2 separate regions of the Homo sapiens genome follow, and region 2 is linked to region 1. Evidence: read pairs that join two places in POLR2A ChIA-PET (ENCODE). Cell type or tissue: PC-9. All regions are shown on one strand. Links, peaks and the distances in the headings refer to the core of each region. The heading gives the core; the rest is flanking DNA. Region 1 overlaps FER1L5 (fer-1 like family member 5). Region 2 overlaps LMAN2L (lectin, mannose binding 2 like).

Region 1 (15,624 bases), core at 4,341-12,340:
TATTCTGTTTTTTTATTTTTATTTTTTAATTTATATATATATATATATAGTTTTTTTTGAGACAGAGTCTTGCTCTGTCACCCAGGCTTGAATGCTGTGGCACGATCTTGGCTCATGCATCCTCTGCCTCCCAGGTTCAAGCAATTCTCATGCCTAAGCCCCCCAGGATAGCTGGAACCACAGGCACGTGCCACCATGCCCAGCGAATTTTTGTATTTTTAGTGGAGATGGGGTTTCACCATGTCGGCCAGGCTGGTCTCAAACTCCTGGCTTCAAGTGATCCGCCCGCCTCAGCCTCCCAAAGTGCTGGGATTACAGGCATGAGCCACCATGCCTTGCCCTGTTTTTTTTATGTTATGGTTTTATTGAGGTGTCATTGACATACAATTAATGGTACATATTTAAAATGTACAATTTGATATATTAAAAATATGTGCACACCCAGAAGAAAACATCATCACAATTAAGATAATGAATATACTCATCACATCTGTCACCTCCAAAAGTTGTCTGATGGACCTTGGGAATCACTCCGTCTCATTCCCATCCCACCCCCTCCATCCGCAGACAACCACTGATCTGCTTTCTGTTATTATATGAACATTTCTTTCCTAGAGTTCTTATTAATAGATAAGTATTTCCTAGAGTTCATATCAATAGAATCATACATTCTCTATCCTTTTGTGTCTGCTTTCTTTCCCTCAGCATTGCTGTTCTGAGATTCATCCATGTTGTTGCACTTGTCAGCAGTTCATTCCTTTTTATTGCTGAGTAATAGTCCAGCATATGGATGTACTATAGTTTAATTATCCATTCCCTTGTTAATGGACATTTAGATTGCTTCCAGTCTGAGGCTGCTATATTGGGGCCGTGTAAACATTTGTGTACAAATCTGAGTGTGGAAGTTTTAATTTCTCTTGGGAAAATATGTAGAAGCAGAATGACTAAATCATATGGTAGGTATATGTGGTATATGTTTAACTTTCTTTTTTTTTTTTTTGAGATGGAGTCTTGCCCTGTTGCCCAGGCTGGAGTGCAATGGCGTGATCTCGGCTCACTGCAACCTCCCCCTCCTGGGTTCACATGATTTTCCTGCCTCAGACTCCCGAGTAGCTGGGATTACAGGCACCTGCTACTACGTGTGGGCTAATTTTCGTATTTTTAGTAGAGACAGGTTTTCACCATGTTGGCCAGGCTGGTCTTGAACTCCTGACCTTGTGAGCGGCCCACCTTGGCCTCCCAAAGTGCTGGGATTACATGCGTGAGCCAACGCACCTGGCCAACTTTTTTTTTTTTTTTTGAGACAGAGTCTTGCTCTGTCATCAAGGTTGGAGTGCAGTGGCGCGATCTCAGCTCACTGCAGCCTCTGCCTCCCGGGTTCAAGTGATTCTCCTGCCTCAGCCTCCCGAGTAGCTGGGATTACAGGTGCACGCCACCATGTCTGGCTAATTTTTGTATTAGCCCGCCTCGGCCTCCCAAAGTGCTGGGATTACAGGTGTGAGCCACTGCACCCGGACGTGTATGTTAAACTTTTTAAGGAAAATTTCTAAAAGTTTTTTTTCCAAAATTCCAAACAGGTTCTGCCACTGTACATGCCCACCAGTAGTGTATTAGAGTTTCAGTTGCCCCACATTCTCCACAATACTTGATCTAGTCCATCTTTTTTATTTTAGCCATTCTAATGGTGTGTAGTAATATTTCACTGTGATTGTAATTTAAACCTTCCTAACGACTAACGATGTTGAGCATCTTTTCATGTGCCTGTCATCTGTATATCTTCTTTGGTGAAGTGACTGTTCAAATCTTTAGTTTGTTTTCCTTGGATTGTTTGTTTTCTAACTATTGATATATGATTTGCAAATATTTTCTTCCAGAGGATGACAGCCCATTCATTTTCTGTTTTGTTTTTGTTTTTGTTTTTGTTTTTTTGGGACGGAGTCTCTCTCTGTCACCCAGGCTGGAGTGCAGTGGTGTGATCTCCGCTCACTGCAAGCTCCACCCCCTGGGTTCATGCCATTCTCCTGCCTCAGCCTCCTACAGGCGCCCACCACCACACCCGGCTAATATTTTTTGTATTTTCAGTAGAGACGGGATTTCACCGTGTTAGCCAGGATGGTCTCGATCTCCTGACCTCGTGATCCGCCTGCCTCAGCCTCCCAAAGTGCTGGGATTACAGGCGTGAGCCACTGTCATTTTCTTAACAGTGTCTTTCAAAAGCAGACTTTTTCATTTTGATGAAGTCCAATTTATCAAGCTTTCCTTCCTTCCTTCCTTCCTTCCTTCCTTCCTTCCTTCCTTCCTTCCTTCCTTCCTTCCTTCCTTCCTTCCTTCTTTCTTTCTTTCTTTCTTTCTTTCTTTCTTTCTTTCTTTCTTTCTTTCTTTCTTTCTTTCTTTCTTTCTTTCTTTCTTTCTTTCTTTCTTTCTTTCTTTCTTTCTTTCTTTCTTTCTTTCTTTCTTTCTTTCTTTCTTTCTTTCGAGACAGAGTCTCGCTCTGTCGCCCAGGCTGGAGAGCAGTGGCGCAATCTCGGCTCATTGCAAGTTCCGCCTCCCGGGTTCACACCATTCTCCTGCCTGAACCTCCCTAGTAGCTGAGACTACAGGGGCCCGCCACCACGCCCGGCTAATTTTTTGTATTTTTAGTAGAGACAAGGTTTCACTGCGTTAGCCAGGATGGTCTCGATCTCCTGACCTCTTGATCCGCCTGCCTCAGCCTCCCAAAGTGCTGGGATTACAGGCGTGAGCCACTGCGTCCGGCCAATCAAGCTTTTCTTTGATGGGTTGTGCTGTGTTGCTGTATCTAAGAACACATTATGGGTGGCCATAATGTTCTGTGGCAGCTTGCCCCACATATGTCACCTTCCATCCTGAACCACATTCCTCAAACCTCTGTGTCAGAAACTATCTCCAAGGGGAAAGAGAAAACCCGTAGTTTCTTTGTCAACTCCTACCTCTTACCTTAACCATCCTCTTCCCCAGGACCGGTGAGCCCTTCCCTGACCCAGGAGTAGGGTAGAGTTGGGCTGCTTTGGCCGAGAGGGTGGCACAGTGCAGTGTTGAGGAGCTTTTCCATGCAGGCTTTCTCACTGACTGGTTGTAAGACTTTGGGCACCTCTCTCAAACTCAGTATCTTCCTCTGCAGAGTAGAGGTAATAATGGGCCTACCTCTCAGGCTGCTGTAAAGATGAAAGGAGTTAGGGCAGAGAACATACTGAAGCCCCAACAGCTAGCAGTTGGGTCAGGTTAGTTGGTATTACAAATCTTGGCTGCAGGCCCTAACTAATCCTCACCCCACTGTTGTCTTTTCAGACAGATATTGGGTTTATCTACCATTCTCCAGGTAGGTAATACTTATGGCAAATATGTATGTCTTCTGAGAAAAATCAGGCCAAGGGTCAGAATATCTTAAAATCCCCATATGTCCAACACATGGGTGGAGGGGAGTATTAGAGATTGTAAATTATTTTCTGTATTTGGTAATATTTCACTGTACATTGTGGTATTTTATTTTACCTTATTTTTTAATTTAATTTTATTTTTTGAGATGGAGTCTCACTCTGTTGCCCAGGCTGGAGTGCAGTGGCTCAATCTTGGCTCACTGCTATCTCTGCCTACTGGCTTCAAGCAATTCTCCTGCTTCAGCCTCCCAAGTAGCTGGGATTACAGGCATGTGCCACCACACCCAGCTAATTTTTTATTTTTAGTAGAGATGGGGTTTCACCATGTTAGCCAGGCTGGTCTCGAACTCTTGACCTCAGGTGATCCACCCGCTTCAGCTTCCCAAAGTGCTGGGATTATAGGCATGAGCCACCACACCTGGCCTATTTTAATTTATAGTAATAGCATTTTTCTCTGAAAAACTCAGGGCATCCCTTTGGGTCAAGTGCTAGCCTTATATTACAATCCTGGGTTAGATTTCTATTTTTTGAGGCCAGTATTGGAAGATTAAAGTTTGAGAGGAAATTTCCACCTTACCTGGCTATAACATACACTAGGTTGAGGAAAATGCTTGCCTCTACAGTGCCTGGTTCCAGACCAGGCCACAGTGAGAACAGTAGGTTCCCAAGGCATAAACAGGGGTCCCTGTTTCCTAGAGGCAACAGCTGGCAGCCTTGTGAGCACGCTATCATTGCTTCGTGGTACGAGTGACTCCCCTTTTCCTCTGCCACTGGATAGAAAGCAGGATGCCTGAGACCTATTTCCACCTTCCCCTCCTGCTAAAACAAAGGCTGGTTTCAGGGGAGAAGGAAGGAGGCTGCAGGCAGATCTCCCATGGCCTTTCTGCCTCTCTAGGTCACACACTCCTAAGGAAATGGCTAGGCCTCTGCCAGCCAAATAACCCTGGCAGTGGTGTGACAGGCTACCTGAAAGTCACCATCTATGCCCTCGGTGTGGGAGACCAGGCCCTGGTGAGCTGCCCCTAACCCCGGAAACTTTCCTATCCTGGCTGCCTCCTGGGGGCACCCCTGGGCCTCACCCTGGATATTGACCATCACATCTCTCCTTTGTCCGCTGCGTCACTGCAGGGTTGTCCCATCCCCCCTGCACCAAGTGGGAAGTTGGAGAAGCAAAGTCTGGTGTCCTTGCCTGTGACCTCCCCATTACCTTGACTATATCAGCTCTCTGGTCTCTCCAGATAGATCAAAAGCTGCTCTATGGCACCGATGACACCGATATTCAGATCTTCAAGTCAGCGGTAGTCCCGATCAACATGGCTTACTTACAGCTCTTCATCTACTGCGCAGAGGACCTTCACCTCAGTTAGAGTCTGGGTGCAGGGGAGGGAGCAGCCCTGAGATTCCCTACACGGTGATACCCTGGATCCTCATGGAGTTTCCTCATTCCTTTTGGCACTAAACTACTGTTTGGGGTAGGGGGGACAGGGTGAGACTGGAATTGCTCCCAGACTTGTCCTGTGGAGGTGCCATGGACACCCTTTCAAACGGGTCTCACACCCCCAGCCTGTCTATGATGGCCAGATGCAAACTCAAGGCTCCCTATGTCCCCCCACCCCATGCCATTGTGTGGAAGAAGAAGGGGCATGGTGGGAACTGGAGACAGGTCTGCCCAGGGGGCACCCCTCTAAATTATAGGGGAGGGTTTTCAGTTGTTCTGTCGCCACCCTATTTCCTCCTCCTGAAAAATGCTGCTGGCTCAGATATCTTTTAACTTGTTGTTCATAGAGAAACACCAGTCAGTGAATCCTCAGTTGGAGGTGGAACTAATTGGGGAAAAGGTAAGTGTAGAAATATTCTGAGACCCAGAGAGATTGGCATCTAGAGAAAGTAGTTTGGAGAGGAGGGTGGCCTGGTGGGCAAGACCACAGGAATCATCTCCCAGTCACCCACTGAGAGAAGTATGCACCCCTGCACCTGGAACTCTGTGCAGGCGGAGGCCACGTCTTATTCTCTGCATGCCAGATGCCCCCCAAAAACCAAATACACGTGGAAGAATGAGTGCGTGAATGAAACATGCCAATGAGTGAACACCATCGAAACTGTCGCCACCCCTCAGTTTCTTCATGTGTAAACGAAGGTTCTGGGCAAGAGAGTTGCTGACATTCCATGAACCTCTATGAATACGGAATAGCATTTTCCAAAGTGTGCTGATGGGTGTCATGGGTAAAAAAGGGTCCTATGTTCAAATTCGGACAATGCTAGGTTACAGTTAAACAGATATTTTCCATATTTGCCAAGCAGAATTTCTACCATATTCTATTTGTTGCAAGCAAGTCGTTAAATCCAGCCCACACATAAGCGGAGAGAAAATAATGTCTATCTTTTGAAGGGAGGAGTACCAAAGAATTTGTGAACATATTTAAAACCACCATACTGAGTATTTCCCAGTGAGTGGTTGGGTACCCCCAAAGCTAGGTGAAACGTTCTCAGGTGGTAAGTGACACGCAGTTCTCAAAAATTTTGATACTTCTGTGTTCATCTTAGTGTACCTTAAAAAGTTTAATAAGGCCAAGTAACACTTGATTCCACAGATACCACTGCTTACACATAAACTCAACTGACGGTTTTAAAACAGGCATGCTGCTGCCATTAGCTGTGTTTTTGCCCATTTTTCTTTTGGGATCTCAGAATTTATCTAGCAAAATATATGTCTATACACTCATATAGTAAGGTCAGTAGCCTTATATCTATTTAAAAATGAAGTCTATTGAAAGCTGACTTAAGGAAAAATATGAGGAATCTGAATCTGGCAAACACCTCGGGTAAGTACACAAAGGACTGGCGCTGTTGCTGCTGAGAAGTTGTGCAGGTGTCTTGAGAGCAGGGATTAGCCCAAGCACCTCTGTGCTGTGGTGTCCACTGGGAGGCTGGACAGGAAGAGCTGGAAGGTGAGGTCAGTGGAGGGAGGAGGGGGCAGGCTGGCACCAACACTGCTTTGGGACATTCCAGCTCAGGACACACATGCAGACCCAAACCGACAACCCGATATGGAACCAGATCCTGACCTTCCGGATTCAGGTATGGCTCCTCCATCATGCCCACCCTTCTCCCACATCCCCTAACATAGAAGGGAAGTTTGGATGATTGTGTGGGGGTGAAGACAGAGGGTGGGGGCCAAAAAGCATGGCAAGGGGGACTCTGCCTGATAGGGAGCATGAGGAAGCCCAGGACATATTATGGAAAACTTTACCTTTTACAGCTTACTGAGTTATCATTGACGTACCTATGTCAATGGTATGTATGACTTGTAGATATTTAAAATGTACAATTTGGCTGGGCACGGTGGCTTACACCTGTAATCCCAGCACTTTCGGAGGCTGACGTGGGCAGATCACTTGAGCTCCAGAGTTTGAGACCAGCCTGGACAACAGTGGCGAAACCAGACTCTACTAAAAAGATAAAAATTAGTCGGGCGTGGTGACATGCGCCTGTAGTTCCAGCTACTCGGGAGGGTGAGGCAGGAGAGTTGCTTGAACCCCGGAGGTGGAAGTTGCAGTGAGCTGAGCCGAGGTAGTATCACCTACTTATTTGAGCAAACACTTCAGCTAAGTAGGTGATAACAACCTGTTGCCCAAGCCAAGCCACTGCACTCCAGCCTGCACAACAGAGGGAGACTCAGTCTCAGGAAAATATAAAAGAAAAAAGAAAAGAGAGAGAGAGAGAGGAAGGAGAGAGGGAGGGAAGGAGGGATGGAAGGGGAGGGAAGGAAGGAAGGAAGAAAGGAAATGTACAATTTGATACATTTTAAAATATGTACACATCCAGGAAACCCATCATACAATCAACATAATGAATATATCTATCACCTCCAAAAGTTGCCTAATGCCTCTTGGGAATCCCTCCCTGTGATTCCTATTCCACCCCCTCCCATCCCCAGGCAACCAACAATCTGCTTTCTGTTACTACGTATTAGCTTGCATTTCCTAGTGTTTCATAGAAATGGAATCGTTCAGTAAGTACCCTTATTTGTCTGACTTCTTTCACTCAGCATAATTATTGTGAAATTCATTCATGCCATTGCTGTGTATCAGTGGTTTATTCCTTTTTGTTGCTAAGTAATATTCCATTGTATGGATGTACCACAGTTTGCTTATCCCTTTCCTTGTTTATGAACATTTCCGGTTTGGGGCTGTTACAATGAAGCTGTAAACACTTGTGTACAACCCTTAGCATAGACATATGCTTTCATTTCTCTTAGGTAAATATGTAGATGCAGAATGACTAGATTCTATGGTAGATGTATTAAGCAATGAGTGGGTCATACAACTGAACTTTCCAGAGAACTTAAATGTGCCCTTTCACCCACATATAAAAACAAAACAAATCCCTTTAAAGACACATTTTAAATGATAATATACATTTTCTTATCTTCTCAGCAACTTTGCCCTGAATATAATTAGAGCTTTTTGTTGATGGCCTGGAGCCATTATGGGAACATAGTTATTATCCTGGGCTATCTGCAGTACCGGGCTACTTGTTCCTGCACTAAATGGCTCTGAGATGCTTTCTTTTTGGGGTTCTGTAGTCTGATTTTGATCGCCTTTCAATCTGTCTCCGTCACCTATCAGCTGTTGTGGATGACAGTTCTCTTGAAGGCGGAGTCTTACTGGCCTTTTGACTCTAAGTCAGGCTTCTAAGAGCAGTGTGTAAAATAAGAACACAGTTCTGAGAGAGAACTTGAGCTGAGAGATAACTTGAGCTCTCTCATAAGTGCAGGCACACAGGAATTTGTGTGACATGGACTTGGCAACCCAGAGAATGTTTTGTTTCCTCATACCTTACATTGTGAAATACAAAATTAGCTAATGCGCTCCCCTTCTCCCTCCTGTGAACTCCCCTCCTTGCTGCTTCTAGTAGCTACCCAGTCTGCCTTCCTGTGAGTCATCACTTTCAACCATTCCTCATAATCCCTGCCTCCTTGGATGATTTTATAGACTCTGAAAGTAGGAAGACATTTCAGAGGAGGCCTAGTCCATCCCCCATCCTTGCCAAGCTCCCTCCCACCTTTTCCGGCCTGTGATGAGGGCACAGGGCTGGGATCCTCAGATGTTCTGTGGCTGTTCAGAGCCTTGGGAAATCTTCTTTTTTCATCTTCTGTTCATCTTCTTTGTTCATCTTTTTTTTTTTTTTCTGAGACAGAGTTTCATTCTTGTCACCCAGGCTGGAGTGCAATGGCGCGATCTCGGCTCACTGCAACTTCTGCCTCCTGGGTTTAAGCTATGAGTAGCTGGGGCTACAGGTGCCTACCACCAAGCCTGGCTAATTTTCATATTTTTAGTAGAGACGAGGTTTCACCATGTTGGCCAGGCTGGTCTCGAACACCTGACCTCAGGTGATCCACCTGCCTTGGCCTCCTACAGTGCTGGGATTACAGGTGTGAGCCACCATGCCCGGCCCTGTTCATCTTCTTACAGGCTCAGAACCAATGGCACAGGCCAGGCCCTCCCTCATCCCTGAGAGAGGCCTTCCAACATTTGAAGATGTTCAAACACCCCTGGAACCTCATCCATTTTCCCCAGAACACAGTCTCCAGGGTGGGGCCCTTTGGATACTGGCCTGATTGCCTTTAGCCCTTTGGAAATGCAGCAGGCAGGTGTGAACCTCTCTCTGAAGAGGCAGAACAGCCAGCCACACAGATGGCAGCATCTGAGGCCAGGTGGTCAGAAGGGGAGCAGAGCCCAGGGCACTGCAGAAAACTGGCCTGTACCAATGGTCAGTCCGAGGGCCCCAGGGCAGAAGGGGAGGCAGCACACTAGATGAGGAACCAAGAAGCAGGAGGAGAATTATTAGCAGGATGGATGGAAAGGTGGTTCCGCCATAAATCTGAACTTGGAGGACTCCTAACTTTGGAAGACCTGGATGCCTTCTGGTGCCGATCTCTCCCCTTCCAATGTCCTTCCTTAACCTGGGCAATTTCCTCCTTTCTTACTGACTAGCTGCTCACCTGGAAAGCCCTTTCCTCTTCTCCTTGGCCCCTTAGCTGTCAGGACCCAGGGAGAATGGGATGAAGAAAATGGAAAGCTGGGAGGTTCCCAGCCACATCCCAAGAACTGCTGTAAGGAGAAGAGGCCCCAGCTGAGAGGATTGAGGATTTGGGGTCCCACTCTGGCCTCAACCCAGCAGCTCTATTTTACACATGGACACATGGATTTTTTTCTTTTATTTATTTATTTTTTTTTTTTAGACAGTCTTGCTCTGTTGCCCAGGCTAGACTGCAGTGACGCAATCTCAGCTCACTGCAACCTCCACCTCCTGGGTTCAAGCAATTCTTGTGCCTCAGCCTCCTGAGTAGCTGGGACTACATGCATGAGCCACCATGCCCAGCTGATTTTTTGTATTTTTGGTAGAGATGGGGGTCTCAATATGTTGTCCAGGCTGGTCTTGAACTCCTGGCCTCAAGTGATCCTCCCACTTCAGCCTCCCAAGTACTGGGATTACAGGCATTAGCCACCGCATCTGGCCTCTTTTCTTTCTTTCTTTTTAAAAATAATTGAGGAAACCATAATGCAGAGTGGAGATGGGACACAGAAGCTTGGGTAGGAATCCTGACTCCACCCCTTACTATGTGACCTTGAGCAAGTCCCTCTGCCTCTCTAGGCCTGATTCCCCATCTCTTTATAGGGACAATCACAGTCCTCAAGGGGTTACAGCAGAGTGGTTTTGGCAACTGCATGTAGCATGAGAACTTCAGGAACTCAACCTCTCTGATCTCAGCTTTCCCATATGAAAATGGGAATAATAATAGCACCTGGTTCATGAGGTTTTTAGGAGAGCCCACTCAGCTGGTCTATGGAATTTGTTTAGCACAAGCCAGGGGCAACAGAAACCTCCTAAAGAGGCAGCTATTATTATTTATTCTTTTTTTTTTTTTTTTTGAGACGGAGTTTCGCTCTTGTTGCCTAGGCTGGAGTGCAATGGCACGATCTCAGCTCACTGCAACCTCCTCTTCCCGGGTTCAAGTGATTCTCCTGCCTCAGCCTCCCGAGTAGCTGGGATTACAGGCATGCGCCACCACACCCGGCTAATTTTGTATTTTTAGTAGAGACAGGGTTTCTCCATGTTGGCCAGGCTGATCTTGAACTCCTGACCTCAGGTGATCTGCCCGCCTCGGCCTCCCAAAGTGCTGGGATTACAGGCATGTGCCACCATGCCTGGTTTATTATTTATTCTTTGAGGAGACAGATATACTGCTGTTTAAAAAGTTGATGGCTAGACATGATGAAGACATTCTAGGCCCACGGCCTCTCCATGAGATGGTTTGGTGAATGTGCATTCAGACTGCGAGGGGCTGTATGAGGACAGTAATATCTACCAGCCCACAGTCAGGGCAGACTCAGGTGTCAGAGGGGCCTGAAGCTTATGCAATTAGGGGACTTTTTTTTCTTTTTTGAAACAAGGTCTCACTCTGTCACCCAGGTTGGAGTGCAGTGGCACGATCATGGTTCACTGTAGCCTCAACCTCACGGGCTCAAGCAATCCTCCCACCTCAGCCTCCTGAGTAGCTGGGACTATAGGTGAGTGCCACCACACCCAGCTAATTTTTGTATTTTTTGTAGAGAGAGGATTTCATCATGTTGCCCAGGCTGCTCAAGTGATCTGCCCGCTTCAGCCCCCCAAAGTGCTGGGATTACAGGTGTGAGCCACCATGCTTGTCCAGAGGGCCATTTTAAAGACAAAAATACAAAACGATCATGTGACAAGTTCCAGGCCCCTCTCAGGACCTTGCAAGGGGCCTATTCAAATGGGAGGCCCAGCTGGGCGAGGTGGCTCACACCTCTAATCCCAACATTTTGAGAGCCCTACGCAGGAGGATTGCTTTTGCCCAGGAGTTCGAGACCAGCTTGGGCAACATAGTAAGGCACCTGTCTCTACAAAAAAAAAAAAATTGTTTTTAATTACCTGGGCCTGATGGCAGGTGCCTGTAGTCCCAGCTACTCAGGAGGCTGAGGCGGGAGGATCGTTTGAGCCTGAGAGGTGTAGGCTGTAGTGAGCTATGATCATGCCACTGCACTCCAGTCTAGGTGACAGAGCAGCACCCTGTCTGAAACAAAACAAAGCAAACCCCCAGAAAACAAGAGGCCCTAAAGCCAAAGCTCGATTCGCTTGGTTCAAAATCCAGCTTTTCTATGATGAAGTGGCTCACTGGTAACTGAGCCAGGACTTGCTCCCAGACCCGCGACTCCCTACCTGTTCTTAAAATCTCCACGAGGGCCAGACCATCCCAATGTGTACCCACCGCACCTCTCTCCTTCCCTCCACAGCTACCCTGCCTCTCCAGCTACATCAAGTTCAGAGTCTTGGACTGGTGAGCAACCTGGTGGAGGCTGAAGCACACAGGGAAGGAAGAAATGAGAGCTGGGCCGGGGGCTCAGCCTGAGGAGTGTGTTTCTCTCTAGCCGCAAGAAGGACTGCCCGGATGAGATTGGGACTGCCAGCCTGTCCCTCAACCAGATCTCGTCCACCGGAGAAGAGATAGAAGGCAAGCAAAGCCTCGAGCCCACTTCCTACACCCCTCGTCCTGCGCCCGACCCTTCTCACTCTCTCTCCTTCCAGGAGTGTACTCCGGCTTCCTGCCCTGCTTTGGCCCCAGCTTCCTGACTCTGCATGGGGGTAAAAAGGCCCCTTTCAGGATCCAGGAAGAAGGCGCTGTAAGCTTCTCACATCAGCTCTAGGGTACAGTGGAGGTAGAGCTTCCCCATGTAAAGCACTAGGGCCTGGGACGTGCCCCGAGGCCCCGGCCCTGGTTTCTGTCCCTCGGGGTCTTGTGGAGGACGTGAAGCCTGTCCATGAGCAGCCACGTGCATGTGGGACAGGCGTGGGGGCACAAGAAAGGAGCAAGCGGAAGCTCTGGGCTTTCCCTGAGGAAGGGGCTTTGAGAGGAGACCATGGTAAGATTTTCAGCAGGTGGGAAGGGCGCGAAGGACGGAGGACACAGCACAGGCAAGTGTGAGGAAGCATGAGGTTATTCAGGAATGGCGGTAAATGCCAGAAACCCGACTCGAACAGGCTTAAACCCAGGGAAAAACAAGAGCCCTGTCCGCCCGGATCTACTGTGGATCCCAGTTTCTGACTGTGCAAAGAGGCCCTGGGAAGGAACGAGGCAGGGAAGGATGCTGAGGAAGAACCACAGGCATTGGTCCTCAAGGCCACTAGGAGGTCCTCACTCTCCTTCCCCCCTGCCTCATTCCCTCCTGCCTCAGTCAGACTTCCCGGCTGGGAACCTCACCACACAGCCTCCAGCAGGGAAGGCCAGGGAAGCATTCTAATTGTCCTCCTTAGGTCATGTGTGCTCCCCGTGGCTCACAGTTGCCAAGGAGGCAGGGCAGGCTCTGATTGGCCAGGCGGGTAGTGCAAACTCAGTGGTAATCACAGTTACCACCCAGCCTGAAGCATGGTGGGAGCACGGTATTCCATGGGGCAGGCAGGATCCCAGGGTGCAGAAGAGGGCTCAATGCCCAGAGGTTTCCCGGCGTGGAGGTTTCTGGAATTCTTCTCCGGGATTGTGGTTGCAGTAAGCCCCGGGCAGGCAGTGACTGGACAACCTTGTCTTTGCCTCAGGGGTTTCAAAGGAGATTGGCCTGTTCTTTTTCTCTCACCCCTTTTCTCCGTTTTCCTCTCGCTTGCCCTAGTGTATTCCCGACTCTGTTAGGGATGGTTTAGCTTATCGAGGCCGAGTCTTCCTGGAGTTAATCACCCAAATCAAGTCCTATCAAGACTCCACGATAAAGGATCTCTCCCATGAAGTGACCAGGATAGAGGTAACTGCGGGAAACAGGTAACCCAGGGAAAAACAAGAGCCCTGTCTGCCCCGGATCTACTGTGGATCCCAGTTTCTGACCGTGTAGAGAGGCCCTGGCCACTGGCTGTTGAGTGTGTAAGGATGCCTGATCAATCGGCCTGATTATTTACTAAGGCCCTGCTAGTGGCTTCATGCTGCACCAAATCCCGGTGGTTGGGGGACCCTGATGGAAAAGATAAGGTTTCAGTTTAAGAAATGCCTAATCTGGGCAAGGTGCGGTGGCTCACGCCTGTAATCCCAGCACTTTGGGAGACCGAGGAGGGAGGATCACTTGAGTCCAGGAGTTTCAGACCAGCCTGGGCAACATGGTGAAACGCTGTCTCTACTAAAAATACAAAAAAAAAAAATGTAGCTGGGCATGGTGGTGCACGCCTGTAGTCCCAGCTACTAGGGAGGCTGAGGCAGGAGAATCACTTGAACCTGGGAGGCGGAGGTTGCAGTGGGCAGAGATTGTGCCACTGCACTCCAGGCTGGGCAACAAAGCAAGACTCCGTCTGAAAAAAATAAAAAATAAAAAATAAAATGCCTAATCTGTGCCGGGCACGATGACTCACACCTGTAATCCCAGCACTTTGGGAGGCTCAGGCGGGCAGATCACTTGGGGTCAGGAGTTTGAGACCAGCCTGGCCAATATGGCGAAACCTCATCTCTACCAAAAAAATACAAAAATTACCCAGGCATGGTGGCTTGCGCCTGTAGTCCCAGCTACTTCGGAGGCTGAGGCAGGAGGATTTCTTGAACCCAGGAGGTGGAGGTTGCAGTGAGCCAGGATCATGCCACTGCACTCCAGCCTGGGTGACAGAGTGAGACTCCATCTCAAAAAAAAAAAAAAAAAAAAAAGGAATCCCTGATATGGTTAAGGAGAAATTGTGTTAATTCGTGACCTAGTTTCTCAGGGCTTTGTAAAACAATCTAAGGGATTTGGGTTTCTTCCTGAAGCCAGTGGAGGGCTACTTACTGAGGCAGGAAGGGGCAGGAGGAGCAGTAGCAATGGACTGGAGGAGAGTAAGTTGGGGTCACCCAGTCAAGAGAAACAGGAATACAGCCTTGCTGGCAGAGAGCTAGAGAGGAGGTGGGTAGGTTTCAGAGACCCTTTGGAAACAGAATGGCCAGAGCCAGTGACCAACAGAACGTAAGTGAGGCTGACTCCCCTTACTGAGGCCCATTTTCTGCCATGGGTGACGAGGTGGTCAGGGGTGCAATGCACCAAGGTGGGCTCTCTAAAGAAGGAGCAGATATGAGGGAAATGATGAAACCCATCTCTGACATGTGATGTAAGACATCCACATAGACCAGCTCTGGAGCCTACTAGACACAGGGATGTGACATCAACACACCAAGGTTTGAACCTGTGGTAGTGGAAGAAATTGCCTGAGGAGAGTAGGTGGAATGAAAGGAGAGGGAAGCTATGAGGATGCCACAGTCTAAGAGGCAGGTGAAAGAGGAGAAGGGATTTGCAGAAGCGGTTGGACAGGAGCCTGCAGAGGCGGACTCAGGAGTGGAGATTTGCAGAAAGGAGTGACCAGCAATCTTGAATGTGGCAGAGAGAAAGGGCGAGGACTGAGAGATATCTGCTGGTTATTAGGAAGATGTCAGTAGCCTTAGGTCAGGAGAGAAGCTGGGCTGCCATAGATGGGAGGGAGAGGTAGGAGCCAGTGCACAGAGACAAACCTTCTAAGAAACCTGATTGAAAAGCTGGGCTTGGGAGGCTGAGATAGGAGGATTACTTGAGCCCCAGGAGTTTGAGACCAGCCTGGGTAACATAGTGAAACCACATCTCTAAAAAAAAAGTAAAAAAATTTTTTTTGAGATGGAGTTTTGCTCTTGTTGCCCAGGCTGGAGTGCAATGGGGCGATCTCAGCTCACCACAACCTCCACCTCCTGGGTTCAAGCAATTCTCTTGCCTCAGCCTCCTGAGTATCTGGGATTATAGGCATCCACCACCACGCCCGGCTAATTTTGTATTTTTAGTAGAGATGGGGTTTCACCACATTGGCCAGGATGGTCTTGATCTCTTGACCTTGTGATCCGCCCGCCTCAGCCTCCCAAACTGCTGGGATTACAGGCATGAGCCACCACGCCTGGCCTCAAAAGTAAATTTTTTTAACGTGAAAGGAAATGAGAACAGGTGGTAGCTAAATAGGGGTTCAGATGGGAGAAGGAAAGTTATTTTTTTTCAATAGGGGAAACCTGAGCTAGTGAACAGACCGGGGGAATGCAAGAATGGGGCAGAGGTTGGCAACAGAAACAAGAGGGGCTGATACAATGGACAGGAGGCCCAAGAAAGCACTTGGTGAGAACAGCCGAAGTTGGGGGCATAGTGGGCAGCTGGAGCAGGAAGTGGGAAGGTTCAACCTTTCTGGGAGTATG
Region 2 (15,624 bases), core at 3,031-11,030, 49 kb after region 1:
AACTGAGAAACAAAGCGGCCCTCCTGCTGCTCATCTGTAACTTGAAGGGGAAAGGCAGATGAAAGTGCTCCCTACCCTTCAGAAGAAGAACACAGAGCAGAGACCGCCCTGTGAGCTATGGGTACAGCACTGCAAGCTCCTCCCCAACTATGGGACCATTTCCCGCGGGCCCCTGTGCTCACTCTCAGGCAGCTTCATATTGTCCACTGAGGGCAAGAACACATCTCGATGGAGCTTTTCCTCTTCTGGGGTTCTCTCCACTGTCAGTTCAAACAACTTCAAGGAAATGACATCATGATTATCTGAAGAAAAATGGAAGAAGGATGACTTGTGCCACTTGAAAAAGAGGTATGTTTCTTGAAGTCAGTATCTTAGTTCAAGCCTCTGATCCACAGCTAACCAGCAGTGACCTTGAAAAAATAATTGAAACCTCTCCATTTTGCAACTAAAAATAAGGATGGGGAACAAGGCATATTCTATATCTTCTGTATTTAAGTTTTTATCAACAAGCATGCATTACCTGTATAGAAGATCGCTGACTTAAAATGGTTCGACTTACAATTTTCCAACTTTATGATGGTGTGAAAGTAATCTGCGCTTAGCAGAAACCATACTTCAAAATTTGAGTTTTGATCTTTTCCCAGGCTAGCGATGTGTAGTACAACACTCTGTACTGAGGCTGGGCAGCAGCAGTGAGCTGTAGCTCCCAGTGAGCCACACAATCACAAGGGTAAACAACCAGTACTGCATCGTGTACTGTATTCCATACGTTACATCAGACATTCAACACTTTGTTACAGAATAGGCTTTGTGTTAGATGATTTTGCCCAACTGTAGGCTAATGTAAATGTTCTAAGCACATTTAAGGTAGACTAGGCTAAGCTATGATGTTCAGTAGGGTAGGTGTATTGAATGCATTTTCAACTTACAATATCTACAACCTACAATGAGTTTATTGGGACATAACGCCATTGTATGTCAAGACGCATCTGTATAATTAAAAAATTTGGAGATAAAACCACAATTAAATCCCATATGTTAAACCTTCCAGCACAGTAAGAACAGACAAAGTAGGACTGCAGCTTCCCCGCTGGTGAAGACCACACACGTGCACACACACACACGTACAACAGGAAAAGGTCTCATGGCCGCTGTTTAATGGGCCATGGGCAGGGCACAGCTATGGGCATGGGATACACTGCCCTTCTAGACTATGCCTGTTTCTCTGTGGCTTCTTGTACTTGTGACTCTTAATCTCCCTAATAATTACCAGAGAGAAGATCAAGCAATTAGGGACTAGATTTCTCTCTTTAAAGTATCATTATAAACTCCTACATTTAACCATATCTGATGTGTTGCAATGCACTGAAGTTAGACTTTTTTTTTTTTTTTTTTTTTTTGAGACAGAGTTTTGCTCTTGTTGCCCAGGCTGGAGTGCAATGGCACGATCTCGGCTCACTGCAACCTCTGCCTCCCAGGTTCAAGCAATTCCCCTGCCTCAGCCTCCCAAGTAGCTGGGATTACAGGCATGCACCACCACGCCCGGCTAATTTTTTGTATTTTTTTTTTAGTAGAGATGGGGTTTCTCCATGTTGGTCAGGCTGGTCTCGAACTCCCAACCTCAGGTGATCCACCTGCCGTGGCCTCCCAAAGTGCTGGCATTACAGGCGTGAGCCACCGCGCCTGGCCTGAAGTTAGATTCTTATTGATGCTCAACTCACCTGTCTTTGTCAAGTAGGAGCCTATTCAGTTTGGCTCCTGCGTCTCTTTACATAAACCCAGAAGTTTTTTATAACTTCCTTGCTTTTCTGGGAAGTTCCAACTTATAGATTTCCTACCTCAAACCCTGCATCAGCCATTTCTCAAGGAAGCTGCAGTTCCTTTTAGGGGGAATTGGTATTTAGAGACCACAAATCTGAGTGCTAGGGGTGCTCATTGCTACTAGGTTGGTTACTGACTGGGGCCTGGATTTCTGGTCATTTATAAGGAGAGCATCCACAGCTGCTTGGACTGCTAGAATCTTTAGCAGATTCCCAGGTAGTGAAAAACTGGATTCATCTTCTGTTGGAAAAATGTTAACTGTCAGAGCTCAGTTTAAACCATGGGACAGGATAAAAGGCCAGGGCAATGCTCCTCATGCAATGCAGGGCATTAAAGCCTGGAACGGCTGGGAAACATCCTAACTTTCTCAGCAGTTTTCAACAACCTACTATACAACAAGTAAGAGGATGGCAACAAGAAAGACCTCAAAAGAAAGAAACAACTTGCATTTAGGGATACCCTATGGGCAGAGAACACAGACTTACTAACTTGGGTATTCTCACTAAAGACCTAGGGCAAAAAACTTAGACTAAACAAAAAATTATTCTCCCCTGCCATTTCTGACAGTTGGGGACTTTCCATTAAAAAGTACGTCAGGAGGTTAACCCAGAAACCTGTAAGCTCAAAGGAAAATGTGTAGTCATATAATGAGATTATATAGCAAAGATCTCCAGCCTATGCCTCCTATCCCCCTGCCGAGACTAAATTTTTCCCACAGGTCTGGCCTGCTCGGTACTTAGAACCTAATTGCCAAAACTAATCTCTCTGCATGACAGAAAGCAGATCAATGGTTGCCTGGAATCCAAGAAGGGGAGGAATACTGCAAAGGGGGATAATAAGGCTTTTGGCAGGTGATGGAAACATTCATATCTTAATTGTGATGGTGACTACATAGGTGTAAATATTTGTCAAAACTCTTCAAACTGTATTCTTCTGTTGTATGGAAAGCACACCTCAGTAAAGTTGATTTTAAAAAAATCAGATGCCAGAGTTTTAAAGATCAGCAGATTGCATTTTAAAAATCCAGATTATCCAGGCTGGGCTCAGTGGCTCATGCCTGTAATCCCAGCACTTTCGGAGGCCAAGGCGGGCGGATCACAAGGTCGAGATGGAGACCATCCTGGCCAACATGGTGAAACCCCGTTTCTACTAAAAATACAAAAATTAGCTGGGCGTGGTGGCGCGCCTGTAGTCCCAGCTACTTGGGAGGCTGAGGCAGGAGAATCGCTTGAATACAGGAGGTGGAGGTTGCAGTGAGCTGACATGGCGCCACTGCACCCCAGCCTGGCGACAGAGCGAGACTCCATATATATATATAAAAAAAAATCCAGAATTCCAACTGCTCTTGAAAAACTGGAAGATTTAGCCTCACTGAGCTGACATTTCCTTTTAGCTACAATGGCTGGAGCTCACTAGCTGTCGGCTTTTTCAGATGGGTATCTGCCTTTCTATTTTGCCACAAGAAACTTCTATTCCAAACTAGCTTTATCCAGAACAAATTATATTAATCAAAAGAAACAGAAGTTCAGTTCCTTTTCTCTTCCCAAAAGATGTTATGATTGGGGTTCAAGCAAAGAGAGTAAGTGTATAAACGAGAAGCTACGAATCAGGCATAAGTAGAAAAAGAAACAAGAGGAGATGGAAAAGTAAAAGAACCAGGTGCTGTTAATGTCACATAAGTCAAGAAGGCAAGAGTTTCAGGGTAATGGGTTAAATGAGCTGAGGAGGACAAAGGGTGAGAACGAGAATAGAGTACTGAATATGGCAAGGAAACAGAATGACCTTTCATGAGAATGGTGTTAGTGTACTAGCAAGATAGAGCACAGGTCTGAGTCAGCATGTTAAGGAGGTGGACAGCTAGGAAACAAAAGGATCTGTACACACAACACATTCAAAAGTCTCAGCAAAAGGAGAGTCTGGGGTCAGAAGAGGGACGGCAAAGTCAAGGAAAAGCTTTGTTAAGGAAGGGGAACGGGGAACATTAGTGGTTGGAAGGAGAGGAGCCTGACAGCAGAAATCAGAAAGCAAGGAACTCACGATACAGGCTAGAAGAGCCAGCTTAATGAAGGGACAAACACTGCTTTCTATTAGCACCAACCATCTTCTAGTGACAACTGTACTAGGAAAGCCTGGCGTGGGTTTTTAAGGAATGTGGATATAAGAATGCAGAAGGAGAAGCAGTCTTGAGGCACCTCCTTCCAGAGCACCGCTCCTCTGGCTCTCCCCTGTGAGAGGCCTCAATGAAGTGTGGGTATTGAGAAGAGGCCTCAGTCAGGGCAAACCAAGAGTGCGCGTGGCAGTACCTGAGAGATCCCCAGTGATGGAGGAGGTGCCGAAGTAGTAGCCGCGGGGCAGGCGGACTCCGGGCACTTCAATGCAGTCCCTCCACTCATGCTTGCCATCAATATCCATCATTATCTAGAATAAAAAGAGAGATAAATCAGGGTCAGGCCATGGGAGCAAGAGCGACACAGCCCACACCACCATCTGGTCCAGGACAAGGACTCTCACCGTCAAATGCCTCTTGACGTAGCGAATCACCAGGAAGGTGTCGTAATGAAGATTGCGGACAATGGCTGTGCAGCCTCCCAGCTCTGTAGGCCGCCCATCCCGCTCATGATCATAGCTGAGGGAGCCGTTGTTCACCATGGCTGAGATGTAGGGGAATACCCGCTGGAAAGCAGAGAGGGGGAAGCAGACACTAAGGAAGAGCACATAGGAACGCCTGTACAAACAGCAACAGGAATTCAGCACATACAAGTTGAGCCCCTTACAGCAGAATAGGCAGCCACTCGACCTCATTGTCAGCAGCCCCTGAGAGCCCACATTCAGATGGTCTCTCAAGGGAAATGGGCCCAGGAAGCGACTACACTTGGTATTTGCCTTCAGTAATTCTCTTGGCTCCTGAACTGGGGTGGGCCTGAAGTGGTCCTCCTAAGACGCTGGAGTCTGACTTGAATGCCCCAAGGTCACCATTTGGCACTTATGTGCCGCCTAATACCAGGGGTTTCCTTTTCGTGTATATGTACCTATCTCCCCAACTGCCACATAAGCTTCTTGAAGAAAAAATTCATTCATCACGTCTTCATATGTCTAAACTTCAGCCCCATCTCCTCCCAACCATGGTTCTGCACACAGCGGGTATTCTGAAAATACCTGTTTGAGCAGGGGAATCTTTCCATTCAGGATAGCTCTTTTCAATTCTAAAATTCTATAAGCATATAAGGCTAAATGGATTAGAACTCAGAACATGGAACGGGGTTGCTGGATGGGCTCAGCCAGCCACAATGACTGTCCTTAGTCAAAAGACTTTCCAGCCCACTTAAGCCTCCTCCACACGTAACTTCTCCGAATAATAATAAGAGGGCAAGGTTCTCCCTTAACAGGGAGAAAATTGCAAGTTTTCCCATAAGCCACTCATTTTCCCATCTATTTCAGGGGCCCTCTCTCCCCAGTAGAGTTGTAGGAGCAATTCTTCCTTAGAAATGGCGAACTAATCATTCCAGAACAAGCCCAATGCCAAGGCAGTGCAAAAAGGCAGGGTAGTGAGGTGGTGAAGGGGTAACATGAGGCATGCCACTCCTTTGGGGAGTATTTGTCCCTTTGTCCCAAATGGTTAACATGCAAGATGGAGATGCAGTCGAGACCAGAGACCGGGGACTCCTGAGACAACCACATGGACTTGAAACAGCAACAAATGTTGGATGGACACATGGGAATGAGGGATGCTCATGATGAGCCAAGAACTGAGTACCTGGACTCCTGGAGAATATCGCCTCTTCTGGGCCTGAGAGGGTCCAGCAGGTTATGATAAAAACAAGAGAGGGCACAGAAGACAGGAGACCAAGTCAGAAAGACACAGCCACAGAAGAGCTATGACCCAGCTGTGATGGATGAACAAACCAACTTAAATCCCCAAACAGAATTTTAGGGTCCCTGAAGGGCATCCGTGAAGTCTTTGCACCCTCAAGATGATAGGCAAAACCATATGCACGGGTGCTTGTACATTTTTCTGAGGAGAGGGTCTGTTACTATATCAGATTCTCAAAGGGGTCCCCTAGGAAGACCGCTCTAACCCATAGAGGGTCCTGAAGCTTTTGGAAGGCACTTTATAAAACACATAGCAGTACGCTGTCCAGGCACGCCGCACTTATGTCTCTGGGAGTCAGTCTCAAGTTTGTCTGTACCCAGCCTACTGTATTTCTATAGCAAGGGGAAAGAGGAGACAACAGGGCTAAATTCTTCCAAATTCAAGACATCCTTTACTATCCAGGATCTCAGGAAACAGCTCCTGCCCAGAAGACCAAAATCTTGCCACTTGAGAGACTATGAAACTAACTCTAATCCAAAGGGATCACTTACCCTCTAACTGAGCCTTATGGTCATATATTCCCAAATAACTATTGTCATTCTAACCTACCACACATAGGCAAGGAAGAAGCTCCATGGAGGCATTGCAGAATGACAGATTTAGAAAATCATCAGGCGTGAGGGTATTAAGCTCTGCTCCAGCAAACAGCTGCAGTTCTAAGCCATTAGCGACAAGAGGTACCTACACAAGCTCAGCTCAGCTCTGCCCTGTGGGACAGGTAGGCGAGGGTACAGAACTCAAACCCTTCACTCCTTTAATACGGTGAACACCTACTACAAGCCAGGTACTGTTCCAGATGCTGAGGGTCCAAAGAGAAACAAGACAGACAGGAATGGAATTAAGATCAGAGTGGAAGAAACAAACAACAAAGAAGCAAATAAAATTATTTCAGATAGTGAAAAATGCTATAAGGAAAATAAAATAGGTAATACAAGGGATGGGCAAGGGAACCTCTCCCTGAGGAGGCAATATCTGAGCTGAGACTCAAGTAATTAGAGGGAGTCCACCAAAAGATCTGAGGGCACAAGAAGCATGAGGGTGGCACATTCAAGGAACTGGAAACAGATCAGTCAGAATCACAGCTTGTGAGAAGAGGCTGCCATGAGGCAAGGCAGCACCCACGGCACTGGGCTCCATGGGCCACAGCCAGGAGTCCGAGGCTGCAGTGCAGATCCCCTGCCGTCCTCCTCTTAACACCACTGGCAGAATTCATACAGGACACAGAAAGGCATGACATCAATCCGTGGATGATTAAACTGGCATGAAGTTAATCTTCAACAACTACCATTTAGAACAAGGAAATGGTGAGCATGTTATCAAGCAGTTTACAGAAACTGGCATCTGAGAGTATGCTCATAATTTCAGTGACAATTAAGAAAAAGGGATTAAAAATGCCCTGTGGAGCTCTGATGAGCCCAAGGCTTCCTTCACTCATCACCTCTAGTAACCCTGATTAGAAGTTTAAGTTGCAACTTTAAAGAGATAGCAATCTCCTATGTTAGCTTGCTTAGAAAATAAACAAATAATAAAGAGACAGCAATCCTTAGCCTAAGGGTGCCTTACTCTTCCCAAGGCTGGTGTGGACCCAGTTCCAGGTAACAGCCAGAGGCATGCTGGACCTTGGGAGCACCTGAAGGAGCTTGTTAACTGCACGTATACATGGGTCCCTCAGTCAAAGAGTCTCATTCGTATGGCTAGAGTGGGGTGCAGGATTGTTTTTTGTTTGTTTTTTTGAGATGGAGTCTCACTCTGTCACCCAGGCTGGAGTGCAGTGGCGAAATCTTGGCTCACTGCAACCTCCACCTCCTGGGTTCAAGCAATTCTCCTGCCTCAGCCTTATGAGTAGGTGGGATTACAGGCGCTCGCCACCATGCCCAGCTAATTTTTGTATTTTTAGTAGAGATGGGGTTTCACCATGTTGGTCAGGCTGGTCTCGAACTCCTGATCTCGTGATCTGCCCGTCTTGGCCTCCCAAAGTGCTGGGATTACAGGCGTGAGCCACCGCACCCAGCCAGGATTATGTATTTTTAAAAAGCACCACAGAAGGCTGTGATGTGCAGCCAAATTGAAGAAACGCTGCACCAGACAGGGAGCCTCACAGCTTTGCAACTACAGAGAATCTGTCTACTTCGGCAACACGAGTTGGCCTTCAACTTTTAACCTCACATTAGTGTAAGTCACTAAATGCCATCTTATTTTCTACGCCTAGTCAAGAGTTCCTGGAAGTATTTCTTGGATAACCACTAATTTCACACAGGAGCAATTTTGTTTTTCCCCTAGAAAGCACTCTGTAAGTTAGAACCAAAGATTGAAGAATCACACTGGTTCAGGCAAGGTGGTAGTTTTATTCCTAATTTAAGAGTCACCAGAAAGGAGAAACTCTCACCTGTTTTATCATCCAAAGGACTGTTGTTTAAAGGGTGGAGAAATGTTTTCAACTTTTTGTACTACAAGACTACTTTTAAAAAAGTGTTTTTTGAAGACCTCTACGGGATAACTGTATCTTCAGCATATTTCGATGGAAAAGACACCCATTAGCTTGTGGATTTATGGATTCTAGGCTAAAATTCCAAATGGCCTCTGTAATTAGGGAGACCTGAGTTCTAACTGCAGTTATGTCACTTATAGCTGTGTAACCCTTCGGTGGATTACATCACCTCTTTGAGATTCTATTTCCTCACTGTAAACAGAACAATACAAAGCTCACAGGGTTCATTATGAAGATGAAATGAGATATGCGAAGCATTTAGTACAATGTCTTGGTGTTCAGGAGGGAGTCAATAAACATTCAATCAGTGACTAGTGTATTTCTAGATACAAATATCGTTCACAGGTACTCATATATATATAAACACAAAGCCAAACATACATCTTCTAAAGCACGAATTCCCAGACCACTGGCTGTGATCAACCATTAATATTTCCAAAAATATTTTGGAGAGTATTAGATTTGGCTTCTTTTTATTGCCTACTAAAAATATTAAAATACAATAATGACAGAACAATCATCTATAATAAACATCATTTTACAAAGGGACACTTTAACACCAAAAGATGAGAGAGAACAATGTAATTTCATAATGAAACAACTGAATACATTTAGCACTTAAGAAAAAGAACTTCATTATTATGATTCTTGCACCAGTGAAAACTCTGTTACCACACAACTGGAGTTCATACACTGGCATCTAGGAGCCACTCTTTTAGAGCAGTGTTTCCATCTCAAACCATACCATTGTCTAGTAAGCTGACCATTTGCTTTTGGGAACCCAGATGTGAAGAAGTGAAGGAGGGGAGAGGAAGAGAGAACAGAACTAAGATGTTTGCAAAATGTCCCTTAGGAATCCACTGAATGGTGTGAATAATAGCTGGTGTTTATTGAGCACTTAGTCTGTGCCAGGCACTGAACTCAGTAATGAGCCCTTCTGCATTTAATTCTCACAATCCTATGAGGTAGTATCAGTACTCCTCATTTCACAGGTAAAAAACTTGTCCAGGATAACACAGGCATTAAGTAGTGAAATCAGGATTTGAAACCAAGTATTCTGGCTCCAGAGCCCTGACTCAATCACTGGGATACACTGCTTTCAATATCTCTCAATATGGAAAAATGTTTCATATGTATTATTTTTTTAAAATCAGGTCTAAACAGTATGTACTCTGAAGCACAAAGAGAACGCTGAGAATAGTTCCAGATTAAAGGAGAGTAACAACTGAATACAACACAGGATCTGGGACTTTCTTTCATTATAAAGGACATATTGGGACAATAGGTGAAATATGAATAAGGCCTGCAGATTAGATAATGGTATTGTTACAAATGTTAACTTCCTGATTTTGATCACTGTGCTGTGGCTACATAAAATAACTTTTTTTTTTAAACACACACACACACACAAGTATTTAGGATTAAGGAGACATCATGAGAGCAATTTACTCTTAGTTCAGAAAAAAAGACACACAAGCACAAACATACACGCAAGACACATACACACAGACACACACACACAAAGAAAGAGGTTAAAGAAAAGGATGGCCAGGTGTGGTGGCTCACACCTATAATCCCAGCACTTTGGGAAATGAAGGTGGGAGGATTGCTTGACCCTAGGAGTTTGAGACCAACCTGGGCAACATGGCAAAACCCCATCTCTACAAAAAGATAGCTGGGCTTGGTGGCATGCACCTGTAGTCCCAGCTACTTGGGAGGCTGAGATGGGAGGCTCTATTGAGCCTGAGAAGTTGAGGCTACACTAAGCTGTGATTGTGCCACTGCACTCCACCCTGGGTGACAAAACCAAACCCTGTGTCGGAAAAAAAAAAAAAAAAAAAAGGACGGCCAGGCGCAGTAGCTCACACCTGTAACCCCAGCACTTTGTGAGGCCGAGGCAGGTGGATCACCTGAGGTCGGGAGTTCGAGACCAGCCTGACCAACACGGAGAAACCCCGTCCCTATTAAAAATACAAAATTAGACGGGCATGGTGTCATATGCCTGTAATCCCAGCTACTCAGGAGGCTGAGGCAGGAGAATCGCTTGAACCCAGGAGGCAGAGGCCACAGTGGGCCAAGATCGTGCCACTATACGCCAGTCTGGGCAACAAGAGCAAAACTCTGTCTCTAAAAAAAAAAAAAAAAATAGGGACAAAGCAAATGTAGTAAAACATTAACATTTTCGGAAATCTGGGTGAAGAACATTCCAAAATTCTCTTGTTATATTTTTTCCCCCTAAAGGACCAACTTTTTTTTCTTTTGAGATGAAGTCTCACTCTTGTCCTCCAGGCTGGAGTGCAATGGCGCGATCTCGGCTCACTGCAACCTCCACCTCCCGGGTTCAAGCGATTCTCCTGCCTCAGCCTCCCAACTAGCTGGGATTACAGGCACCTGCCACCAAGCCCGGCTAATTTTTGTATTTTTAGTACAGACAGGGTTTCACCATGTTGGCCAGGCTAGTCTCAAACTCCTGACCTCAGGTGATCCACCCGCCTTGGCTTCCCAAAGTGCTGGGATTACAGGCGTGAGCCACTGTGCGTGGCCGGTTGTATTCTTATAACTTAATCATAAGCACAAAATTATTATCAAATAAAGATTAATCTGAATCTAGTATTTACCATACAATTTTTCTGCTTTTCTCAATTTTTCTATATATCTGCAATTTTTTAAACATTTAAAAAGGTTTTAAAAACAGTATTTACAACATGATACAATGTCTTTGTTTTTAAAGATGTTTGTACGCTTTTGTTTTTTCAGCATTTTCTAATTCTCCTGTAATGTATATAAAAATAATTAACAAAACAAATGCCTTCTACTAGATGCTACTAAATGTGAAGCATCTCCCACCACACCTCCATTTCATCCTCCCTGGGATCACTAGCGGAACACACTGTCACTTACACACGTAGACCTGTCACTTTTTCAAAGCTGTATAAGCTGCTGGTCCTACAATAATCTTCATCTAGCCCTTTATGCAGAAATCCAGACAAAGAGGAGACAATACCCATCCTATTTAAAGTGAAAAGAAGATCAGTGAGATTCGTTACACATTACTAGGCAGCCTGAGAAGGCCCTTGCTCTGTAAGCCCCCAGACTCCCACAAAGCTATGCTAGGGACTCTGTCCCCAGGACTCACAGCTTCTCAACTGGAGGACACAGAAAAGTGGCACTTCCAGGTCTGGAAACCTTCATATAATTGAATATCATCACGCTCTCTTAAGAAACTCACGGAATGATCTCAATCTCATTTATCTTAGTCCTCAAATCAAGTAATTTGAGGACTTCAATAAAGAGTACTCCAAAATCAGGAGACTAAATTTGAGGTGTGCCCCAAGCACTGACCTTTATAACCTACCCACCCAGATTACAAGTACCAAGTTTCAGAATAGAGCCCATTATGTATGTCTTTATTTCACTGCTGACCATCATTCTGATAGTATGTCAATACTTCTTGTTAATGAGAAGAGCCATCAATTCTATAGAACAGGAGATCTTCAGATCTCCTAAAATCATGTCAACTCTTCTGTGTACATGCCTCTTTCTTGGGTCCAACACTTTAATCAGAGTCTCGAAAGGGTCAAAGCCCAAAGAAAAGAACTAACCCAGGAATAAGCATCCTCTGGAGCACTGGCCCTTGCTTTCTTCCTTTCTCCCTCTTTCACTGTCTCAGAAAAGAAACATGTTAAAATTCTCTCTGCCAACAGTAAAGAGACCACTTTGGGATCAGTGTCTTCATCAAGACAAAGACTTAAGGGGACTGAGTGTGGTGGCTCATGCCTGTAATCCTAGCACTTCGGGAGGCCAAGGGAGGAGGTCACTTGAGTCCAAGAGTTCAAGACCAGCCTTGAAAACATAGCAAGACCGTATCTCTACAAAAAAAAAAAAATTTTTTTTCTTTTTTTGACACAGAGTCTCACTCTGTTGCCCATGCTGGAGTGCAGTGGCGTAATCTCGGCTCACTGCAACCTCCGCCTCCCAGGTTCAAACAATTCTTCTGCCTCAGCCTCCCAAGAAGCTGGGATTATAGGCATGCGCCATATCCCAGCTAATTGTTGTATTCTTATTAGAGACAGGGTTTCACCATGTTGGCCAGGCTGGTCTCGAACTCCTGACCTCAAGTGCTGGGATTATAGGCATTGGCCACTGCACCTGGCCAAAAAAAGTAAAAATTAACCTGGCATGATGGCCACCTGTAGTCCCAGTTATTCAGAAGGCTGAGGCAGGAAGACTGCTTAAGCCTAGGAGTTCGAGGCTGCAGTGAGCTATCACTGTGCCACTGCACTCCATCCTGGGCGATAGAATGCAAGACTCAGTCTCAAAAGAAAAAAAAAAGACTTGAGGAAATGTTTTTTTAACTGGATGGCATGGTATTGTTAAATTTTCTTCCAGTTCAAAGGAGGAAAAAACAATCATCACATCAAAAAAAAGTATGAGGAGTATCTCAAAGTATGGGGAATACCTCAAAAACAACTCCCAAGCTCTTCTCCCCACTCTCTAGCTATTTCTGCCTCCCCAGGGGTGAGGCCCAAACATCTCACAGAAAAGAATGAAGGCCAAGACCGCAACGGTTACACTCTGTGCTCTCATTCCAGGAAGGCCTCTTCTCATTCATTACGCTCTGATTTCAACGGAAGCACATTGTAGCTCCAAGATTGCTACTGACTTCCCTGCAACTTTTCACCAACATCTGGGTAGGTTTGTGTGAGAAAGTGATGATCATCAGCTGATGACTTGATAGTGCAAGATAATCAGGTTATCTTTACCTTTTTTTTTTTTTTGATTTTTTGTAGAGATGAGGACTTGCTATGTTGCCTAGGCTGGTTTCAAACTCCTGGACTCAAGCTATCTTCCTGCCTTGGCTTCCCAAAGTGCTGGGATTATAGGCACGAGCTACTGTGCCTGCCCACTGGTGATCTTTTAATCAACATTAAAAAATAACTACAATACAGCCAGGCGCGGTGACTCACGCCTGTAATCCCAGTGCTTTGGGAGGCTGAGGCGGGCAAATCACAAGGTCAGGAGTTCGAGACCAGCCTGGGCAACATGGTGAAACCTCGTCTCTACTAAAAATACAAAAATTAGCCAGGCGTGGTGGCAGGCACCTGTAATCCCAGCTACTCGGAATGCTGAGGCAGGAGAATCACTTGAACCTGGGAGATGGACGTTGCAGTGAGCCAAGATCACGCCACTGCACTCCAACCTGGGCGACAGGGTGAGACTCAGTCTCAAAAAAAATAAATAAAATAAATAACTACAACACTGAGATATAATTCACAGTCCACACAATTCACTTAAAGTATATAATTCAATGGCATTTAGTATATTCAGAGTTAAGATTATGATTACCACAACCAATTTTAAAACATTTTCATCACCCCAAAAAAAAATCTCATGCCCACTAGTAGTCACTCTCCTCATCTCCACCCCACATTACCCCAGCCCTAGACAACCACTAATCTACTTTCTGTCTCTACAGATTTGCCTATTCTGGACATTTCATATGCATGGGATCATACAATGTGTGGGTCTTTTGTGACTGGCTTCTTCCACTTAGCATAGTGTTTTCATGGGTCATCCATGTTGGAGCACATATCGATACTTAATTTCTTTCAGTCTTTTTTTTTTTTTTTTTTTTTTTTGAGACAGGGTCTTGCTATGTCACCCAGGCTGGAGTGCAGTGGTGTGATCAAGGCTCATTGCAACCTCGAGGTCCTGGGCTCAAGTGATCCACTCACCTTGGTCTCCTAAAGTGCTAGAATTACAAGTGTAAGCCACTGTGCCTGGCAATTACTCCTACTTTGTTTTTTTTTTGAGACAGTCTTGCTCCATCGCCCAGGCTACAGTGCAGTGGCAATCATAGCTCACTACAGCCTTGACCTCCTGGACTCAAGCAATCCTCCTGCCTCAGCCTGCAAAGTAGCTGGGACCAGCTAATTTTTTTTGTTTTTTGTAAAGATGGGGTCTCCCTATGTTGCCCAAGCTGATCTAAAACTCCTAGACTCAAGCAATCCTTCCACCTTGGCCTCCCAAAGTGTTGGGATTATAGGCACGAGCCACCACACCCAGTGATACTTATTTTCATTGCTGATATTTCCATTATAACAATATATCACATTTTGTTTATCCTCTAATCCAGTAGTCCTCAACCTTTTTGGCACCAGGGACTGGTTTCCTGGAAGACAATTTTTCCATGAACCGGGGAGTTGGAGGGGGGGTGGTTTCGGGATGATTCAAGCACATTACATTTATTGTGTACTTTCTTTCTTTTTTTTTTGAGACGGAGTCTCACTCTGTTGCCCAGGCTGGAATCCAGTGGCGCGATCTTGGCTCACTGCAAGCTCCGCCTGCCAGGTTCACGCCATTCTCCTGCCTCAGCCTCCCGAGTAGCTGGGACCATAGGTGGCCGCCACCACGCCCGGCTAATTTTTTTGTATTTTTAGTAGAGACGGGGTTTCATCGTGTTAGCCAGAATGGCCTCAATCTCCTGACCTCGTGATCCGCCCACCTTGGCCTCCCAAAGTGTTGGGATTACAGGCGTGAGCCACCGCACCCGGCCTGTGTACTTTATTTCTATTATTATCACGTTATAATATATAATGAAATAATTATACAGCTCACCATGATGTAGAAATCAGCGGGAACCCTAAGCTTGTTTTCCTGCAACTAGATAGTCCCATCTGGGGGTGATGGGAGACAGTGACAGATCATCAGGCATTAAATTCTCCTAAGGAGAAAACTAGATCCCTCGCATGCTCAGTTCATAAGAGGGCTCCTGCTCCTATGAGAATCTAATGCCACCACTGATCTGAGAGGAGGCGGAGCTCAGGCAGTAATGAGAGCAATGGGGAGCAGCTGTAAATACAGATAATGCTTCACTTGCTCGCCCACCATTCACCTGCTGTGCAGCCTGGTTCCTAACAGGTTGGGGACCCCTGCTCTAATCAGTTGATGGACATTTAAGTTGTATCCATTTCTTGGCTATTATGAATAATGCTGCTATGAACATTCATATAAAAGTTTTTGTGTAGGCCGGGTGCAGTGGCTCATGCCTATAATCCCAGCACTTTGGGAGGCCAAGGCGGGCGGATAACTTGAGGTCAGGAGTTTGAGACTAGCCTGGCCAACATGGCAAAACCCGTATCTACTAAAAATGTAAAAATTAGCCAGGCGTGGTGGCAGGCGCCTGTAATCCCAGCTGCTTGGAAGTCTGAAGCAGGGGAATCACTTGAGCCCAGGAGGCAGAGGTTGCAGTGAGCTGAGATCACGCCACTGCACTTCATACTGGGCAACAGAGCAAGACTCCATCTCAAAAAAAAAAAAGTTTTGTGTAGATGTTTTCATTTCTCTTAGGTACACACCTATGAGTGGAATTGCTAGATCATGTAAAGTCTATGTTTAGTCATTTGAAGAAATGTCAAACTTTTCCAAAGCAACTACACCATTT

Evidence for each region. ChIA-PET counts read pairs that join two places held together with the same protein. Peaks named below come from ENCODE experiments on the same cell type or tissue, not always from the same donor. Only the 100,000 strongest peaks of a DNase experiment are listed, where the experiment ranks them.
Region 2: POLR2A ChIA-PET joins it to region 1 with 11 read pairs; 7 of 35 experiments call an interaction of 5 or more read pairs at or near these places.

The regions. Positions count from the first base shown.
Region 1 is chr2:96,657,035-96,672,658 of GRCh38, forward strand. It overlaps FER1L5 (fer-1 like family member 5), which reads left to right. Exons shown (of 53, transcript NM_001293083.2): 10 at 3,307-3,337; 11 at 4,291-4,406; 12 at 4,634-4,757; 13 at 5,181-5,233; 14 at 6,405-6,473; 15 at 11,717-11,760; 16 at 11,852-11,934; 17 at 12,009-12,103; 18 at 13,085-13,213. Among named protein-coding and RNA genes, the nearest start is that of FER1L5, 22 kb to the left of the region's middle. RefSeq lists enhancers at 4,029-4,529, 4,530-5,030. In PC-9, for the core only: no CTCF peak of the experiment used is centred there; DNase peaks (open chromatin) are centred at 7,699 and 8,257; H3K4me3 peaks cover 972 bases; H3K27ac peaks cover 2,317 bases.
Region 2 is chr2:96,707,532-96,723,155 of GRCh38, forward strand. LMAN2L (lectin, mannose binding 2 like) reads right to left here. Exons shown (of 8, transcript NM_030805.4): 5 at 4,333-4,494; 6 at 4,125-4,239; 7 at 183-302. Among named protein-coding and RNA genes, the nearest start is that of LMAN2L, 25 kb to the right of the region's middle. In PC-9, for the core only: no CTCF peak of the experiment used is centred there; no DNase peak of the experiment used is centred there; H3K27ac peaks cover 1,639 bases.